Linked DNA regions of Homo sapiens: region 2 is linked to region 1. A link is an interaction called in ENCODE POLR2A ChIA-PET data of the cell type or tissue named here. Cell type or tissue: IMR-90. All regions are shown on one strand. Each heading gives the region's core, and the rest is flanking DNA. Links, peaks and the distances in the headings are about the cores only. Region 1 overlaps SH3PXD2A (SH3 and PX domains 2A). Region 2 overlaps SH3PXD2A (SH3 and PX domains 2A).

Region 1 (9,950 bases), core at 931-8,930:
GCAGGACCATGATGACAGACAGGCCTGGGTTCCCATCAGGTGCATTCCAAGGAGTCCCACCTAGATGGTGACACTGAGCAGCAGTCCATGGGAGTGGGAGGAGGCAGGGTTAGGGGAAGTGGGGAGGATGGCAGGAATACACAGTTGATTTCTTAGAGGGCAAAATGGGGCAGGGGATTGCCAGTTCAGCCCACTGCCATGGAGTGCTAGGAGCTCCTCCTCAGGCCACCTGAGATCCTGCTCCCTGTGTAAATGCCAGACTGTTCTTGGCTATGGGGGTTCCCTGGACTTCCAGGGGCTACATGCCAGACCTAGGGAACCATGGGAGGGGGAGTGACAAAATGGGGTGATGGGGTTCAACAATGAAGTCCCTGAGGAGAAGGTCAAGGAGGATATCCTATATTTAAAGACCTTCCCTGACTCTCTCCAAGTCCATCCATCATCCATCCATCCATCCATCCACCATCCATCCATCCATCATCCATTTACCATCTATCCATCTATCCATCCACCATCCATCCATCCATCCATCCACCATCCATCCATCCATCCATCATCCATCCATCCATCCATCATCCATTTACCATCTATCCATCTACCATCCAGCCATCCATCATCCATCCATCATCCATCCACTATCCATCCATCCATCCATCCATCCATCCATCCACCATCCATCCATCCATCCATCATCCATTTACCATCTATCCATCTACCATCCAGCCATCCATCATCCATCCATCATCCATCCACCATCCATCCATCATCTATCCATTCATCCATCCATCATCCATCCATTCATCCATCCATCATCCATCCATTCATCCATCCATCCATCCACCATCCACCCATCATCTATCCATTCATCCATCCATCATCCATCCATCATCCATCCATCCACCATCCATCCATCCACCATCCATCCACCATCTATCCATTCATCCATCCATCATCCATCCATCATCCATCCATCATCCATCCATCATCCATCCATTCATCCATCCATCCATCATCCATCCATCCACCATCCATCCATCCACTACCCATCCATCATCTATCCATTCATCCATCCATCATCCATCCATCATGCATCCATCATCCATCCATCATCCATCCATCCACCATCCATCCATCATCTATCCATCCATCCACCATCCATCCATCATCCATCCATCCATCATTCATCCAGCCATCCATCCATCCATCATTTATCCATCCATCATTCATCCAGCCATCCATCCGTCCATCATCCATCCAGCCATCCATCCACCATCCATCATCCATCCATCTATCTTCATCCAGTCATCCATCTGTCCATCATCTATCTACCATCTATCCATCCACCATCCATTTACCATCTATCCATCTATCATCCATCCATCCATCCACCATCCAGCCATCTATCATCCAACCACCATCCATCCATCCTTCATCCAGCCATCCATCATCTATCTACCATCCATCCAACATCCATCCACCATCCATCCATCCATCCATCTATCCATCCACCATCATCCATCCACCATCCATCATCCATCTATCCATCCACCATCATCCATCCATCTATCCATCATCCATCCACCTATCATCCAGCCATCCATCCATCATCCATCCATCATTCATCTACCATTCACCCATCATCCATTCACCATCCATCCACCATCCATCCATCCATCATTCATCCACCATCCATCCACATCTTGACTGAAGGTCTGTTGTAGACCCAGTCTTGTGTATGAAGTAAGAGAGTGGCAGAAGACACACTGTCCTGCCCTCTTTTTCATTTTTTTGTCCATCTAGCTGGAAAGAGATGGCAAACACCCACGAAAAGACAACATACAAGTTCCCTTGTGATCAGGTGCCCCAAAGCTTGGTCAAAGGAAACACTGTATAGAAATTTCCAGGACAGGGAGATCAGAGTGGTCTGGGGTGGTCAGGGAGGGCTATGTGGAAGATGGGGCACTAGAGCTAGCCCTTGAAAGATGAAGACTGTTTAAAAAGAGCAGAAGCAGGAAGGAGATTTGGGGTGGAAGGGATGGTGTGAGCAACGGTGCAGGGGCAGGAACAGATGTAAGCCTGTGTGTGTGCGTGTGTGTGTGTGTGTGCATGCTGGGTGCGGAGGGCAAGAAGGCTGTATGTCTTGGGGGAGCAGGACAGGCAGCTGGGGCTGGACTGAGCCCCAGAGGAAGCAGCTCAGATTTTAGAAGGAAGTTGCTGAGAACAACCCAGCGGCAGTATTCCTAAAGAGAGATTCTCCCTGAAGGCTGTGGCACCAGCTCTGTGCCTGAGGATCACATTTCTAGCTCCTTCTGGTTTCCCTTGTTCAGGTGGTGGGGTGAGGACTTGTGTCGGGGGAGCCAGAGGACTGCTTTGCCCCTCAAGCTACACTGGCCCCATCTGCAGACATGTGCCTGGTCTCTGTGTCACGTGTGTGTATGGGTGTGTGTGACACACGGGCAGATACCAGGGCCCCACTGCAGAGCACAGACCTCTTGGGTCGATCCTTGGCTGATGGCCCCTAACTCCCCAGCCCTGGCCTAGTTTCGACCTGAGACTGGGAGCTTGGGCCAAGGAGCTCCCTATTTCCCATGGAGGCCAAGGAGCCCACCCAAAGTCAGGCTGTGCTTGTTTCTGCCTTGGCCTCTGTGGGAAAGAGGACTCGGAGGGCCCCACACTCCTCCCACACACCTAGCCCACCTGCATGGCCCTGGGAGGCCCGGGTGATCGCCTCTTACAGTGAAGGAACCTGAACCTCCCAGACTTTCCTAGACACCATGTGACAAACCCACAAGCACCAAGCAGCCAGATGTGCCCAGCCCAACAGAGGCAGCTGCGTTAGCCCCATTTTACAGATGCACCTCAGTCAGCTTAAGTCACTTGCCTGGTGTCACACAGCTTGCAATGGGAGGCAAGGCTGCAGACTCGGTTGTCTGTGCTGCAACCACCACAGGCCCCCTCCTGCCCTGCCTAGTGTTTCACAACTTTCAAGGCCTAAGGAAGGGGCACCTCCTCCAGAAAGCCCACTCTGATTTTGACCCCCAATAGCACTGAATGTTCCAATTCTGTCCCCAACAGTGGTGCCCTCAAAGGAGCTGTCCAGTAGAATTCTCCGGGGTAATGGAAATAGTCTCTATCTGTCCTGTCCAGTATGGTACCACTGGCCACAGTGGCGCTGAGCACTCAAACACTGAATTGTGACCAGTATGACTCAAACACTGAATTTTTCATTTTGTTTAATTAAGACTTAGATTTAAAGAGCCACCGTGGCTACTGGCTACTTTATTGGACAGTACAGTCCAGACTCTGACATGGTATGGCCAGAAGGTTTGCTTGGCTCCCATGGTGCGTGTGTGCATGTGTGTGTATGTGTCTCTCTGTGTGTGTGTAGCTGCCTAGGTTCAAATCCCAGCTCTGCCAGACAGATTATTTAGGGTCTCTGTCTTCATTTATAAAGTGCAGAGACTGAAATGATCCACCTAATTGGATTGCTGGGGGATAAACAAGTTAATACACATAAAGTCCCCCGTGCACAGTCAGGCTCAGTAACAGGGAGCGCATACACAGATCCTCCACCTGCTCCAGCTCCACCTGCCAGTCACAGGGCCCTGCTGCCAGCACTGGTTCACCCTCGAGAGGGGAGAGGGAGGGACTCTGGAAGAGCTGTGACTTGCAGGGGAAATGACAGAACCACCTGGGACAGAATGGGCTTGGCCAAAGGAGGGCACTGAGAGAAGGAGCCAGGAAGGTGGGGGCGGTGGCCACTGGAGGAGGAGCAGCATGGGAAGAAGCAGGGACACGGGCCTGGCTGGCCTCAGGGGGAGGGGGGAGCAAGGCTTGGGGTGTCTGTACAGAGATGAAGAAACCCAGGCTCTGCAGGGTAAAGCCACTTTGCTGAGACCACACTGGTGGCTGGTGGCTGGCAGCACTGGGGGTGGCAGAGCTGGGGACTTCCAGGTCCATCTGAATGACTGTTATCACTTTCACATTCCCCCAGAATCCCTTGCTGCTGCCAGGCTGACGGGTCTCCCCAGAGGCGACAGGAGTGACAGCCAAGTCTGGATCCCCCTCGATGCTGGACCAAGAGGCTGACTTAATGAGCCTGTTCCACAGAGGGCAGTGGCTGCCATGCTCCTCACAGCAGGCACTCAAAACGCAGGACAAACGGGCTCCTGGCCAAGGGCCTGTGTGCCCAGGGATGGGTGGCTCCTGGGCTAGCCTGGGTGCAGGGCGGCCTGGGGGCTTCCCCAGGGTCTGCCAGAGCATACATGTAAAGGACGGGGTCTAGGGAGGAGTCCTGTAAGATGCCAAACCAGGGCCATCCCAGCCTGTGAGGCCCGAGACATGGGTTCCAGGCCTGGCTGTCTGAGCAGGCAGCATGACCTGGGTGGTGGCAGCCCTCTCTGTGCCTTAGTTTCCCTGATTGGGCTTTTGCAAAGAGGCCTCCAGCTCCAGGCTCACAGGACAAGCCTGTGTCCTGCTTGTAGCAGGGGGGCCATCCAGGAACCCTAGGTAATACCTAGGTAATACCTCCATGCTCCCAGCCTTCTCCAGCTGCCTTCCTGTCAACCCTGAATGCTCCTGGGCCAGCTCAGCTGCAACTACAGTGAGGGCCCTGCCTGCTCACCAGCCTGTCCACTACAGGTCCCAGCAGGCCAGCCGTGGGCCGCCACCTCCATCCTCCACCAAGCAACCTCTCCTGAGCTTCTACACCAAGGTAAAGCCCCCGAGGTCCCGGAGCAGGCTTGTGCCCATGAACCCCAAAGTATGGTGGCAAACAGGGGGAGGGAAGGGCGGGCGTGGGCCAGGCCTTGGTGGGAGTCACCACTGAGCAGTTCTCCCCACCGTGAGTGAGCTCTTCTTACCCAAAGGTGGGAGTGGTAGTGCTGCTCTTATTATTATTAATACTATTATTGACAAGAGCACTACATTTGTCAAGCATTTACATTATGCCAGGTGCTAAACTAAACCCTTGACACACATCAGCTCATTTTATCCTCACTACATGCCTGTGTGGCAGAGTCCCTTACTATCCCCATTTTACAGATGAGAAATGGAGGATCAGAGAGAGCATGTGACTTGCCCAAAGTAACACAGCTTGTGAGGGATACAGATGGGATTGGAGGCCAACCTGGCTCAGTCTAGTGCTCAAATCCTAACCACCACACTGTTCATTTACCACCTTGTGGCTAAGAAGGACACATAAAATCCAGACAGAAAAGCTAAATGAGGAGTAGGTGGTGAAGAGAAAGGTAAAACGAAGGCAAAGACTCAGGGTCAGAAATACCCAAATGACCAGCCTGGCCAACATGGTGAAACCCTGTCTACTAAAAATACAAAAATTAGCTGGGTGTGGTGGTGTGCACCAGTAATCCCAGCTACTCAGGAGGCTGAGGCAGGAGAATCGCTTGAACCTGGGAGGTGGAGGTTGCAGTGAGAGCCAAGATCGTGCCACTGCACTCCAGCCTGGGTGACAGAGCAAGACTCTGTCTCAAAAAGAAAAAAAAAAAAAAAGAAAGAAAGAAATACCCAAATGACATCACTGAGTTCTAGACTCTTCCTTAGGGAGGTCACAACTTCAGGGCTGGCATGAGAATGTCCAACAGGAAGAAACCTGGCTGGTGACCCGCACAGTGGGTCACAGTGTCACAGCGTCCATGACCACATGCTCAAGAGATGCACTGTGGTTTCCGATGGTGATGGAGCATCCCCTCTAGAGCACCTGCAGCTGTCAAGCTTCCTGGGCTGCCTCCTGGTGGTTCTGCCGCTGGTGTGGCTGCTCAGTGGGTCAGTGGCTGGACTGGAGGAGCCTGAGGATGGCCTGGCCTCACCAGGGCTGGTTTTACAGCCTCCTCTCAGCAGAGGTTTTTTAAGTTCTGGGGGCAGTGATGCCGGACCAATGCTGTCCTGGGCCCCAGCTCCCAGCCTAATACACTTTCTGGCACCCCCCCAAACCTTGTTCTAGCAGAGCACTGGATTATTTTCCTGTGTGGCTGTCACCATTGCCTTTATATTTTTGCCATTGCCTTGTTTGTTGTCTATTTCTTCCCCTCAACAGTAGGCTCCCTGAGAGCAGGAACTGTGTGTGTCTTGCCAGGCCCAGCACAGGGCTGGTTATAATCGTGTTTCCTGAATAAATGCACGAATTCCCTGACAACCAGTAACCAAGCTCAGGGCTGCCGGATGGTCTCAAGAGGCTGGTCAGACGCTGCTAACACCATCCCGAGCATCCTCCACCTGTTCTCAATCCCTGCCTGGCAGGATAGGCAGACCCTGCATCTCTGCTCTCCCCTCCTTTCCCCCCCGAGTAGAGCTCAGTGGAAGTGCCACTTCCTCCAGGAGGTCATCCCTGATTGTCACAGATGGGTCAGCAAGTGCAGACAGTACATTTCCTGCCTATTTATGAGGACGGAATGGCAGCAGCCCGCGGCCTCCTGTGCTCCGTCCTCTGTGACATCACCTTGGTTGTCATGGAAACCACCCTGGCATCACAGTGGAGCCTGGATGCTCTTGCTAATGTCCTGCACTATTGCCTCACGTGTGTCTCTCTCCTCTGGCAGTTGGACTACAGTGTCTATGGCCTCCTTCACCCCTCTCCCTGACAGGGCTAAAGTCTGAAAACAGAGTCTTGTACCTAGGAAGTGATACTCCCTGGGTGCTTACTATGTGCTAGCCATGGCACTATATATTTCAATTTTTTTTTTTTTTTGAGATGGAGTCTAGCTCTGTTGCCCAAGCTGGAGTGCAGAGGTGCGATCTTGGCTCACTGCAACCTCCGCCTCCGGGTTCAAGTGATTCTCCTGCCTCAGCCTCCAAGTAGTTGGGATTACAGATGCCCGCCAGCCATGCCCAGCTAATTTTTGTATTTTTAGTAGAGATAGGGGTTTCACTGTGTTGGGCAGGCTGGTCTCGAACTCCTGACCTCGTGATCTGCCTGCCTCAGCCTCCCAAGGTGCTGGGATTATAGGCGTGAGCCACCGCGCCAGGCTGTATTTCAATATTTTTAAATTAAAAAACATTTTTTTAGAGACAGGGTCTTGCTATGTTGCCTAGGCTCATCTTGAACTCCTGGCCTCAAGCAATTCTCCTGCCTCAGCCTCCCAAAGTGCTGGAATTACAGGTGTGAACCACCCGGCCCAGCTGCTCACTGTACTTCATGTACATTATTTCAGTTAATCCTTGTAGCCACCCACCAAGAAGAAGATGCTATCATTACTCCCATGTCCCAGAAGAGGAAGCTGAGGCATAGTCAGTTAAGTCACTAGCCCAGTGGCAGAGCTGGGATTTGACTCCAGTGCCAGCTGACTCCTAACCATCGTGAGCTTTTGTGTGTGTCTCTCTCTACCTTCCTACCCTCCTGCCCTCCTCTGCTGGGAAATCTCCAAGCCTGCACTCAAGGTCACCCTGGCCCAGGCTGTCTCCCTCTCCTTTTGCCTCCAAACCCTCCCTCAGCACCCAAGTTCACTTGGAGGCCCAGCTCCCTGGCAGCCTTCCCTGCACACCCACAGCCCCCACAGTCTCTCTCCCTTTCCAGTGTCCTCCTGCGCTCCTGGCTTGAGCACCTGTGTGGGACCTGCCTGGCCTCCTTAAGCTCAATGACTGTCTCTGGTACCCTGATCTGGCTCTTCTGGAACAAGGGACACATGAGCCTGGCCTCCTCCCTGCAGGCCTTCCTGATAACCTTTGTTGGCGCCGACCTCAGGCCTTGAGTGAATCACAGTCCTGTCTCCACACTCGTTACAGAAACTCAGCTAGTGACAAAGGGCCTCAGCTCGGGTCCCCAAGCTGGGGTGGGTGGTGGTGGGGACTTCCTGACCTTCCCTGCGGCTGCCAGGCTCTTTCCTCTGGTTCCTGCAGCACCAACCAGTGGCTCCCTCAGTGGGAGGTTGGAGCCCAGGCCTCCCCAGGAGAAGGGCACCAGGAAACCCCAGGCAGTCACCCTAAGCACAGTAGGAAACACAGGCTTTTTGGACAGCTCCCTCCGGCTATGTCTGGGGATGGCCTGGAGGGAGGGAAAAGGGGTGCATGAATGCCCCAGCACCCCTGCCCCCAGGGAACAGCCTGCAGCCAGGTGCCAGTCCCTGCGAGATGAAGCTCGTTGACACTGCGCTTGGCAGCCTTGTCTTCCCTGCCCTGTGTCACCTTACTGATGCCTTCTAGTGTCACCTCCAAACTGCTTGAGCCGCAATCCTCAGCCTCAGATCTGCTTCTGGGAAATTCCAAACCAAGATGCCTGAATTTCCTTGAATTATTTCCTGTCTTGGGCAGCACAAAGTGTCCCCTGCTCGTGCCTATTAAGATCCTCGTGGCTGCCAGGACCTAGCACCGTGCCCAGCACATGAGGGGGCCAGCATGGGGATAATGCATGTCCCCCATCCACTGGCTCCTGAGGCAACACTGCAGTTCTCCAGGGGTCTCAGACCAGGTGACAGGCTCATGGGTGCCCTCTCCTGCTTGGGGTGGGGGCCAGGAAGAGGTGCCCCTGGCAATTAACCTTCAATTCCCTGGCTTGCAGGCACAGCCTGGTCTAAGCTGCAGCCTGCCTCTGCCAAATTAAATCAGACCTGGCCACAGCCAAGCTCCTGCCTCTGAGCCATTCAGAGGAGCCAGTCCCTTCTCCCTGTCCATCAGCCAGGCTCCTACTGGGATCTTCTCAAGGGCTCAACTCAGGCCTCCAGGCACCCTCCCAGGCACCGCACCAGGGATGCTCCAAATGCTCCAAGCCTGGGGTTGCTCTTGAAATCGGCTGGGAAAGTTCTGAGAGCCAGAAAGAGCACTGGACTTGGAGCCAAAAATCCTGGTGCTAATCCAGTTTCTCTGACCTCAGGCAACCATTTCCCTTCTCTGGACTGCACAACCTGCAAAGGCTGGGCTGGATGATGTCTGGGGAACTGAGCTCCAAAGCCTGGGACCAGGGGCAAACCCTCCCACCTTGCCTCTCACTGGGACACAGCAAGGATGGAAGGAGAGGCTGCTCCGATGACTCCAGAAACTGCAAACCCACGTAGCTGAGAGATGAGTCGTGTTTTGTGGGCGCTAATGAGCCAGCCTCTGGCACAGCCCCTTCGGCAACAACAATAGTAACAACTGGTACCATTCATTAAGACTGCATGCTGGGCAGCATGCTAAGCCCTTGCCAAGCTTCATTGAGGGGTAGGATAGGTAAGAGGTTCTAGCCCATATTTGCCAGTTATTGGCGTTGCAAGTCACATGACCTCTCTGTGCTTCAGTGGCTTAATCTGCAAACTAGGGGGAAATGACAACTATACCCACTTCATAGGATGGATGCAAAAATTAGAGAATTAAAACATGTAGGCTGGCCGGGCAAGGTGGCTCATGCCTATAATCCCAGCACTTTGGGAAGCCAAGGTGGGTGGATCACCTGAGGTCAGGAGTTCGAGACCAGTGTGACCAACATGGCAAAACCTTGTCTCTACTAAAAATATGAGCATGGGGGTGGACACCTGTAATCCCAGCTACTTGGGAGGCTGAGGCAGGAGAGTCACTTGGACCCGGGAGGCGGAGGTTGCAGTGAGCTGAGATCATGCCACTGCACTCCAGCCTGGGTGACAGAGCAAGACTCCATCTCAAAAAAAAAAAAAGTCCTCTGGGCACAGTAGCTCACACCTGTAATCCCAGCACTTTGGGAGGCCAAGGTGGGTGGATCACCTGAGCTCGGGAGTTTGAGACCAGCCTGGGCAACATAGCAAAACCCTGCCTTTGCCAAAAATACAAAAAATTAGCTGGGCATCACCTGTAGTTGGGAGGCTGAGGCAGGAGAATCGCTTGAGCCTGGGAGGTGAAGGTTGCAGTGAGTCGAGATCGCACCATTGCACTCCAACCTGGGTGACAGAGTGAGACCCCATCTCAAAAAATAATAATAATTTAAAAAATGTAAATCGCTTAGAAGAATGTCATCACATGGTGAGATACAGTAATTGAGCTATTATTAG
Region 2 (9,950 bases), core at 951-8,950, 60 kb before region 1:
CAGCCACTTGGGAGGCTGAAGCAGGAGAATCGCTTGTACCCAGGAGGTGGAGGTTGCAGTGAGCCAAGATCGCACCACTGCACTGTAGCCTGGGTGACAGAGCGTGACTCCATCTAAAAAAATTAAAAAAAAAAAAAGAAAGAGCTAAGTCTCTTTCCTGAGGAGGGTGTGGCACAGGGAGGAGGGGTCTCCTGGGCTCCTGTCTGCAGCTCAGCATTCGCTCTCAGAAGGAAGGGTCTCAGCCTGGCACACGGATCCCCAGAGGGTAAGTAGACCCCAGGCAGAGGTAGGGACAGCATGGACAGGCTGCCTCAATGCACTCTCACCAGCTGGCCGCAGAGAAGGGTCCCAAGAGCATTTGACAAAGAGCCCTCCAGTCATCATCAGCAATCGTGGGAGACATGGAGATGGGAGCAACACCCAAGGACACAAAATGGGCAACGGTCCCAGCTTTTAGAGAAGAAGGCGGTGAATTCCAGAGTAGAGAAGGGCAGCCTCATGCTGGTCGTGGTTAAGTAAAACATGGACTCCCTAAGGAATGCTGGGAGAGCCTGGGAAGGGGCTCTGCACACTCACCCAGGCAGTGTCGGTCAGAAGGGTGCAACAGGAAGAAAGGGGGCCTGGCAGTGAGTGAGCTACTGGACTGGTGGGCCCGGGATGTGTCACAGCTGAGACCTCCAGGCCCTTGTGTCCCTCATGATCCCCCAGGGCCCTGGGGGCTACAGGGAAGCACTGACAGATCCACAGCTCGAGGGCTGGCACAACCCAGCAGGACGGAGTGGCTCCAATGGGAACCTGTCCTGTTGGATGTTTTAATCAACCCAGGATGAGGACAGAGACACAGTACTGGCAGCACGATCTCATTTAGCAAAAGCTGTGCCAGGATTAGGAGCCAAAAAAGAGGTCTGAACAGATGGTAATGACAGCTCAAATCTGACAAGATGCAAAGTCTTAAATGGAGAGACAAAAGGACATGGCTTAGTATGAGGATCTTAAAATTTACTGTTCAAACTTTTTGGAGCAAATGGAAGGGCAATATCAATTTTAACAACCATGACGCCAAAATCTTAGGTGCAAGCTGGGAGGGTCCAGGCAGCCTGAGTTGTGCAGGTCCCCCTCCTGGCAGTGAGGATGAGAAAGGAGTTCTGAGGACCATGTGTTCAGTATGTCTTGGGGCAGAAGTCTGTCCCCAGGTCCGTGAAATCTTAGGCTGCCTTAGGAAACTCAGAATGGGAGACTTACCCAAGGAGTGTGTGGCTAAGGGGAGGTGCCAGGATTGGCACTCAGGTCTCATACCCAGTACAGCATTCATTCAGCGACCCTTAAAACCACTCCAGCTCAGCTGTTCATTGTCTTGCAGAAGGAAACCAGCAATGCCTGCTCTATTAGTGCCCCAAATGCCTGCTCTATTATGCCCCAAATTCCCATCTGACAGATGAGCCAAGAAACCCAGTCCCTCATCTGCTTCTCCTCCACTCCACTGGTGTCTACGAAGCCCTGAGTCTTGGAAGAGTCGAGGGTGTGGCTTTTCCCACTCCTCATGGAGAGGTGGTTTTCAGGCTTGCCTCCAAGTTGCCTCTCCTCTAAGCCCACATGGTAGGGCGAGGCAGGGACACCCAGGCTGAAAGAGCGTTCTGGCACGAGATCTCACCCAAGGGCTTTGCCAGGCAAGAGTGACTCTGAATCTGCTTTCCCCAAACCTCAGGTATTTCCACACCACACACAACCTTTGCTATATCCTTGAATTACATATACTGTGGTTCATATAACATATACAGATGTGCCTTGACTTACAGTGGGGTTACGTTCCGATAAAGCCATCGTTAAGTTGACAATATCCCAAGTTCAAAATGTACTTAATACCCCCAATGACCCATCATAAAGCTGAAAAATTGTAAGTCACACCATCATAAGTCTGGAAATGGACTGTATATTTAAAGCAATTTGCCTTTTTTTTTTTTTTTTAACTTCAAGAAAGAAATTTGCTAAGGAAACTTCAGATTGCCACCATGAATAAACAACGAGGACCACTGGCTCCAACCAGAAAAGCACACACGATGAAAACAAAGCTATGTAGTACATTTGAACCGTGCCACAAATGAAGAGGCTGAGCCTGTGGCCCGCTCTTTCTTTGCTACACAGATTTGCTAGACAGGGGTTAAAGATCATCGAACATCAAACTGAGATAAGTCAGAAGGCTTGGAAGAGAACTGCAATGAGACAAACTTTTCCCACTGTGTGATGCAGAAGGATTGATATTGCCTCTCTGCCACCTAAGATCCTCCCCTGTATCATGGTGTTGGGTGGACTACAGCTTTAGGAAGCCAACGTCAGACTAGTGTGGTGCCTGGTCCTTCAGATTGGCTGAAGGAAGAGACTGAAGAATGAGGCTTAAGTTCTCATTGGTGAGATGGGAATATGAAACAGCATGTATTTACTACCAGTGTTGTGGGGAGAAAAAGAAAAGAAAAGAAAAGAATGGAAAGTGCCCAGAAATGTGCCTGGTGCTTAATAGATCTATTTGCAGCCTGGAGAAGAGAGCTGTGGTCACTTGAAATATAAAGATTATCCTTATCCATTTAACTGGCTTACTCCAGTGCCTAAGATGCGTACATGTACGAGTTTGTATATTTTTCCCCTTTCTCTCTTTGCTAAAAATGGAAGCTTCTTGGCCCCAGAATGGACTTGGTTTCAACTAAAAGCTGTAGGCTGACAACCATCCCCTCCCTCCCAGCTGAGTTCAGCCCCTCTTCAATTGGGCAAAAATAAAACGGGGACAATTTAGACTTTAAAGACCATCTCCATAAACAAAACAAACCCACTCCACAATTTGTCTAGGGCATTCCTCCCTCCAAAGCCTCCTTATTTAATTTCTGGGGAATTTTAAATAGAGGGCTTGCAAAAATCCAGTACCGCCTGACGTTAGCAGCTCTCTGACAACGTGGATTCTTCTACTTGGTGTGGGGAGCAGCCACCACGAATGCCGATGCTTTTCCAGGCTCCTTTCCCAGTTGGAATTTGGGAGCCACTGGTGTCACCCTAGGAGACAAGAGGCAGAGGGCACCCTAGGTGCCTAAGAGACAGAGTCCCACTTGGGGTCGTTTAACTCTGCATTCCCCAAGCCCTCCGGCCAGGTGAACCAATGAACCTGAGTAACACCTACACTAGTGTCATCTTAGTGTGTTTATTTAAGTTGACTTTATTTTTTAAAACTTAAACATGTATTTCAAAAAGACATTTTCCTATGCTACAGTGGATGGAAAACCAGCATTCCTAGGTATAGACGGGAGATTCCGGAAAAACACATACAATGAAACAATGCCATGAAGTTCAACAAGAGAGCAAGGCAAGTTCTAGCAAGATTCTAAGCCTGGGTCAGATTTGCTCTTGGTCAAACAAACAAATGACATCAGCCAGCGTCTGACAGATGTTAACAGCACAGGAGCCCCAAATGGAGATTCTCCCCTTGACCCAATGTGGAGTGAAAGAGAACTGAAAGGAAAGAAACTTCTCATGACGAGATTCAATGCCACTCAATGCTGTGTCCGCCCAGCACATGTTTGCACGACCCACTCTCGGGGAACCACTGATCTTCTTCAGGTGAAGCTTGGGGTAAAGAATCTGCAGACCAGGCCAGGCGCGGTGGCTCACGCCTGTAATCCCAGCACTTTGGGAGGCCGAGGCGGGCGGATCACGAGGTCAGGAGATCGAGACTATCCTGGCTAACAGGGTGAAACCCCATCTCTACTAAAAAATACAAAAAAAAATTAGCAGGGCGTGGTGGCCTCCACCTGTAGTCCCAGCTACTGGGGAGGCTGAGGTAAGAGAATGGTGTGAACCACGGACATGGAGCTTGCAGTGGGCTGAGATTGCACCACTGCACTCCAGCCTGGGCGACAGAGCGAGGCTCCATCCCAAAAAAAAAAAAAAAAAAAAAAAAAGAATCTGCCGAACCTTGGTTCAAATCCAAGCCTGGCCACAAGCAAGCTCTGAGGTCTCAACTGTTTCCTTTGAAAAATGGAAACAAAGCCACCTGCCCTACTTACCCTTAGAGAGTTACTCTGAGATAATAGATGAGAAAAATGCTTTGAAAAGGATAGGCCAGGTGCGGTGGCTCACACCTGTAATCCCAGCACTTTGGGAGGCCGAGGTGGGCAGATCGTTTGAGTCCAGGTGTTCAAGACCAGCCTGGAAAACATGGTGAAACCTTGTCTCTACTAAAAATGTAGTTTAAAAAATTTAGCGGGGCATAGTGGTACGCACCTGTGGTCCCAGCTACTCGGGGGCTGAGGTGGGAGGATCACTTGAGCCCAGGAGGTCATAGCTGCAATGAGCCGTGATCATGCCACTGTACTCTAGCCTGGGCGACAGAGTGAGACCAAGTCTCAAAAAAAAAAAAAAAAAAAGTCTCCAGGCTATAGGCTGGTGGGGGCAGAGGGGTTACTATTCTAAGCCATTTCAGAAACCCGACGGACTCCTAACTATCCCCAGTAGAACTTACTGCCTAAACTGGATGGTAGCCCATCCCTGTCCATCAGAGAAAAGGATAGGAGGGTGAATATGCCACTTGACAATTTTCTTTCACAGCTGGCCTTTCCCAATAGCCACATGGGTTTCCAATATTATCCTCATGTTACAGATATGGAAACTGAGGAGCAGAATGGCCACATGCTGGCCACAGAGTGGCTATTCAGTGGCAGAGTAGGATTCGAAGCCTTTCTTGGGGCCTGGGAGAAGTACCCCGTCTTGCTTTTTGAATGCACATGCAGCAGGGTTCAGAAGCCCCCAAATGTGTTGATGTCTTTGATTCATTGCTGTAGTACCCAGGCCCCGTCCTTCAAAGCCACTAACTTTGTGATGTTCCCCTGACTCCCCTGCCAGCCAGCGTTCTGCTCTCCTAACTCAAGGCTCCCCCATCACCTTGACCTTAGGTTTGGGTTGGCCAGTCCCCCAGCTAGACCAAGAGCTCTCTGAGGACATAGGCCGAATCTTGCTCATCTTGGCATCCTGACAAGCTCAGACTCTCTGAAGCCCAGCTCCTGGGGCCAATGCGGGATCAGCACTGGGCATCTTCTCTCCAGCTGTCTTCCTGCCGGCCCCCGCAACTTCTGCTCTGCTAGAATCCTGTGCGGTGACTCAGCCTCTGGGCAATGTTCCTTCTTCCAGTTCCCCAATTTGGGGAAATGACTTCGACCCACAGCAAGCATCTCTAGCTTACCCAGGAGGATCTGTCTTCAAGGACCCAAGGCACAGAGGTTTTTGTTGCTTGTTGCATAATTTGCCCAGGATCATCCAGTGAGCTAATACTTCCAGTCCTGACAGCTCATGTAGTCTGCTTGGATACCTGACCCGGCCATTTCCATCTGGGCCTCTCCGCTTACAGGAATGGAAGATCAAAGCTCAGGGAGGCCCCACAGGCTAATCACCAGGAACGGGCCGACATTCCTGGAGGAATGCAGGGGGTGCCACTAGCAGCATCTCCCAAGCCCATTCAAGGCAGCCCCACAGGTTGTTTGCAGGCCTCTACTGGGAATCTTGGTGGCACTGCCTCTCATCCAGGGACCACAAACAAAGTCCTCCTGGGTGCAACTCAGGGCACTGGAATGGGCAGCCCCAGAGACCTGTTTGCCCCAACTCCCAGAGGACAGTGGGGAGAGAGGCATACCAAAAATAGCTCCACAACCATGGCACAAGCCTCCAGTGGATTCACCAAGAGGCAGCAGAGTGTACAGGGGAGAACTGTGGATGACCTGAACCGTCTGGCCCTTGGCCTTCTTAACTGTAAAATAGGCATCACAATACCCATACTTTACAGGGCAGTGGTGATAATTATAAGAAAAAAGGTGTTTCGTTCCCTGCCTGACATATAGGAGGTGCTTTAATAATCTCTTTCTTGTCTTTCCCATCAGTTTCATCGGTTTCTGATATTAAGTCTCCAGAAAGCAGCAAATGGGTCTAACTTGAGCCCTAAATCCCCTTGTCCTGGGATAACCATCCTGGGGCCTCAGCTAGGTTTGTGGTGACCTAGGATTAGGTTCTCTCACTGAGCGGCTTCCTGCCCCATTCCCTTCCTGTCTCTTTTGCCTCTGGGAACCATCTTGTCTTCTTGGTTCCCAAGAATTGGTCTAGTACGGATCCCACCCCAATCCAAGGAGAAAAGGCCACACTCAAACCAGATACTCCCCTAGTCCAGATACCCCACAACACTGGCCCAGACCAGGTTTCTCATTCTAGAGACTCGCCACAGTTACAGTGACTGGTCAGGCAGTGGTGACTGACACCCATGAGTACCAGTGAGTGATACAGCTCTTCCCACACTGACCTGTCAATCTCTGGTGCCTCCCACCCCCAGCACCCACAGGGGAGAGGCCTGCAGAGAGCCAACCACCTTGTCCCACAACCAACCAGCAACCACAGTCCCCTCAGCTGGGTCAGAGCGGGCAACTGTATGTGTCCCCTGTAGACTGTCTGCTCCATAAAGATGGAGATCAAGTCTTTCCTGTTCACCTCTGTGCATCAGTGCCTGGCATACAGCAGGAGATAAAGGCTGGGGAATGAGTGAATTGAATGAACAAATGTCTGATCTCTAGCTCCTGACTATACCCTTGCTTGGTTGCTGGGTTCTGGTTTTCTCCGCTCTGAATAAGGCCCAGCCTTTGATCAATATTCTACCACTGTTTAACAGGAAGATCCAAGTACCTGAGGGCAGAGAGATGGGTAGAAAGCTGGGGGAAGTCACTGACCTGGCCTGCCTGCCACACTGCCATCTCCCAGCCTCCATGGGGTCCTCCAACCACCTCCCTTGGAGGGAGGCCTCTATGGGGAGGTCTAGACGGAGTCAGATAATAGTAGTCAGGGGTGGGGGGATGGAGGTAGGGGATTATTTTGCCCCTTTAAATATACCCTGGCTGTGGCAGGCCAAGATACCCCCAATGAGTCCCAGCTGTCACCCATGAGGAGCCACAGCTTCACTCCCCAGGAAGCGGGCAATACTGCAATATCATGGCATCAGCTCCAGCTCCCCAGCTCTGGCATAGCCCTTAGATTGGATTTGGATGTCTCCGTCCCTCAAATCTCACTGTCCTGTCTCTGGGTCAGAGTTCCTGCCCAACCTGGCTATGATTCCACCCAGCCCCTTACCCTGGAACCACTTCTAGAATGGATTTTCTCCTTCAAGGGCCTTGAGGTGGTAGGATGACCTCCTGGGAGTGGAGAGACCAGGGTGTGGAGGGCAGGTCAGGCCCCTGAGGTCCAAATGCTCCTCTCACCTGGCACATGAGCACCAACAAGATGCTCTAGCTCCACTGAATGTAGAGGCCCTTTAAATCCAAGGAGGCAAGTTTGTGTCTGGTTGTGCAGTCAGGCCTGGGACATGGAGCCTCACTTGGTGCTTGCACATGGTGCTTGGAAACAGAAGAACAGGGTTAAATTCTCCTGAGGGAGCCAGCGAGACAGGAACCCTGGATGCTCATTCTCCCCATGCAAAGCCCAGGTGCCGAGGTAACTATCCTCTCTCTCCTACAAGGAGCAGCCAGTTAAAATCCCACCCTGTGGGCAATGAGGTTCAAGCCACCCTGGTTCTGCTCCGGTTATCAATGCTGGGGAAAGCACACTCCACATAATGCCAGTGCTCCGGAGCAGCGTCGTTCATGCCCAAGCACGAAAGAGTCAATCAGATGCTTGCCCAGGAGGCACTGGTTAAGGCAGGGGGAGGGGAGGAGAAGAGGGTCCCCTAGGGGTGGGTTGGAGCCCGGAGGGATGAGAATCTCCTATTCTGTTATCTTCAGGAGCTGGTTAAGGTCTGCTCCAACGTGCTAGCCACTTCTTTGCTATCCCTGCCCGACTTCCTTCCCACCCACATATCCACGCAGGAAAGATGCATGGCAAGCACTCAGAGAATGCCAGGACACGGGCTGGTGGGCACGACACAGGTGAGGCGATGAGAAGGGCCCAGGTAGACAAGAAAGAGTATGGAAAAACAGGATTCCCCAGTGCACACAAGAAGAAATGGGGTAGTAAAAGGGTCAGGCAAATCCCTACCCCGATACCAGTGGGGGTCAGGGGAGCCCTCCAATGTTTGGCTTTTGAGATCCCTGCACCAAGCCTCTCTTTAAGCGCCAGAGCTATTGCTTTCATGGCTCTTGTTTAACTTGAGAAGGACGGGGGAGGGGGCCAAGGAAAACTGCATTCTTCCCCATCAAAGCCAAGAGTCTAAAGTAATACTTCTGGTTGTAACTGATCCCAGCCTGTTTGTGATTACGGGCCCTTTGCTTGCTTTCTGGCAGGGCGGCCCTGGAACCCCGCAGCCCAGCCGACAGGGAGAGACACCCTCGCTCACTTGGATAATCTTGTCCTCATCTGACATAACCAAAAACGTCCATCAGCCTCTCTGCTTTCAGCAGTTCTCCAGGGCAACTTTTCAAAACATTATTTTAAAAAGGAGGGGAAGCCACCCCAAACTCCTATCATGAAATTCCATGACATTCATCATATTCTTTCTGTTCCCGGCACTATCCTAAAAACCACGAGAAGCACCAGCTGGCCCACTGGCTATTGCAAATTGCAAGATCAGATCGTCTTTTGCTCCTGCCCCACCTCCCACCCTTTTGTCAGGGGAGAAAATGCACGTGCCCCCTCGCGTGCGTGTGCACACCCTTTGGCTGCCATAGTACAGAAGTGGCTCAGGGAAGCTCAAGACTATGTCTCAGCTGTTCCTTCTCCAGAAATTTAATCTGTGATGCATTTGGCTGCACAAAGCCCATTCCAAAGGTGTTCAGGAGTCCACGATCCCTGTGATCATCATTACAAACCCAAAGACGTTTGTAGCCAGTGACCCATTTGGCTGCGGGGAAGAGCTGGCTGAAGGCTTGCCAACATGGTCAAATTCCCCTCGCCTGCTCCCTCTGAGCTGAAACTGGCCCGTTTTCAGGTCCCTAGGGGTAAGATGGAATCTTAGGAGCTCCAGAACTGCAGAGATAAAGTGGGCTTCTTGCCCAGCTTGGTAACAGCACAGTCGTCAGGGGAATGGGGAAGCTTGGTATCTGGAAAGCAACCATGGCCACTGTCTCCACTCCTAATCACCCCTCCATGCTGTGGATGAGCAAAGCCGGTGCTCAGAGAGGTGAAGTGGCTTGCCTGAGGTCACTTGGCTGTTTGGTGGCTGAGCTTAGAGTCTGGGTTGACCAAGCTCCTCTTACGCAAAGCCTGGCCTTCCTCCCTCGATGGCACGCCACTGCTCTGCCCATTAACATGACACTCTGAGCACCATGCCAAGTGGCTATTCCTTGACCCAATGCCTCGAGCAAGAAGTGAGTGTCTAGAACTGGCAGAAAGCCCCACCAGTGCACAGAAAGGTCATTTGGCCAAACCAGGCATGGGAGACTCAAGTAGCCAGTGCTTCAGGTGCTGGCTTGCAGTCTCAAGCGCAAGACCCCAAGCCTTGTATCCTTGCCAACCTGTATGCTACCCCTGATCGCAGCAGCTCAAGATGCTGCTGTAATCAAAAGATGGTGAGCACGCTGAGCAGAGAGAAGGCTGGGGCCTGTGAGAATGCCGCTTAAAAGTACAGAAAACAAAAGAGAAAGACATCATGTCCAGAAACACCAGAGCTGGATGCCTGGCCAACCTCAACAGCAACCTCACCCCCTTCCTGGGGGAAGGGAGGAACACAAGGGGCTGAGGAGGCAGAGCCTCTGGACCTGAGGGGGGACTCAGCCAGCTGTAGGGCAGCCCCACCTTCCCTGGAGCACACCATGCATCCTTCCCAGCCTGACACTGGCCCCCAGAAGCCTTGCTAGATGGGGGAGTTTGCATTCTCCAGTTGGGGCACGTGAAGCTGATCTTGTGGGGAGAGGAGAGGGGAGTTAGAAAAACAGGCTCTTTAAATGCACAGGGATGGGGAGGTGCCTTTGCCTGGCTCCAGGCTCTAGCCCTAGTAACAGGCGGAAGGG

Evidence for each region. Peaks named below come from ENCODE experiments on the same cell type or tissue, not always from the same donor. Only the 100,000 strongest peaks of a DNase experiment are listed, where the experiment ranks them.
Region 2: POLR2A ChIA-PET joins it to region 1 with 12 read pairs; 4 of 35 experiments call an interaction of 5 or more read pairs at or near these places.

The regions. Positions count from the first base shown.
Region 1 is chr10:103,700,509-103,710,458 of GRCh38, forward strand. The region is part of intron 5 of SH3PXD2A (SH3 and PX domains 2A); the gene reads right to left. Among named protein-coding and RNA genes, the nearest start is that of SH3PXD2A-AS1, 41 kb to the right of the region's middle. RefSeq lists enhancers at 7,169-8,148, 8,149-9,127. In IMR-90, for the core only: no CTCF peak of the experiment used is centred there; no DNase peak of the experiment used is centred there.
Region 2 is chr10:103,640,199-103,650,148 of GRCh38, forward strand. The region is part of intron 8 of SH3PXD2A (SH3 and PX domains 2A); the gene reads right to left. Among named protein-coding and RNA genes, the nearest start is that of SH3PXD2A-AS1, 100 kb to the right of the region's middle. RefSeq lists an enhancer at 1-387. In IMR-90, for the core only: no CTCF peak of the experiment used is centred there; a DNase peak (open chromatin) is centred at 5,163; H3K27ac peaks cover 1,455 bases.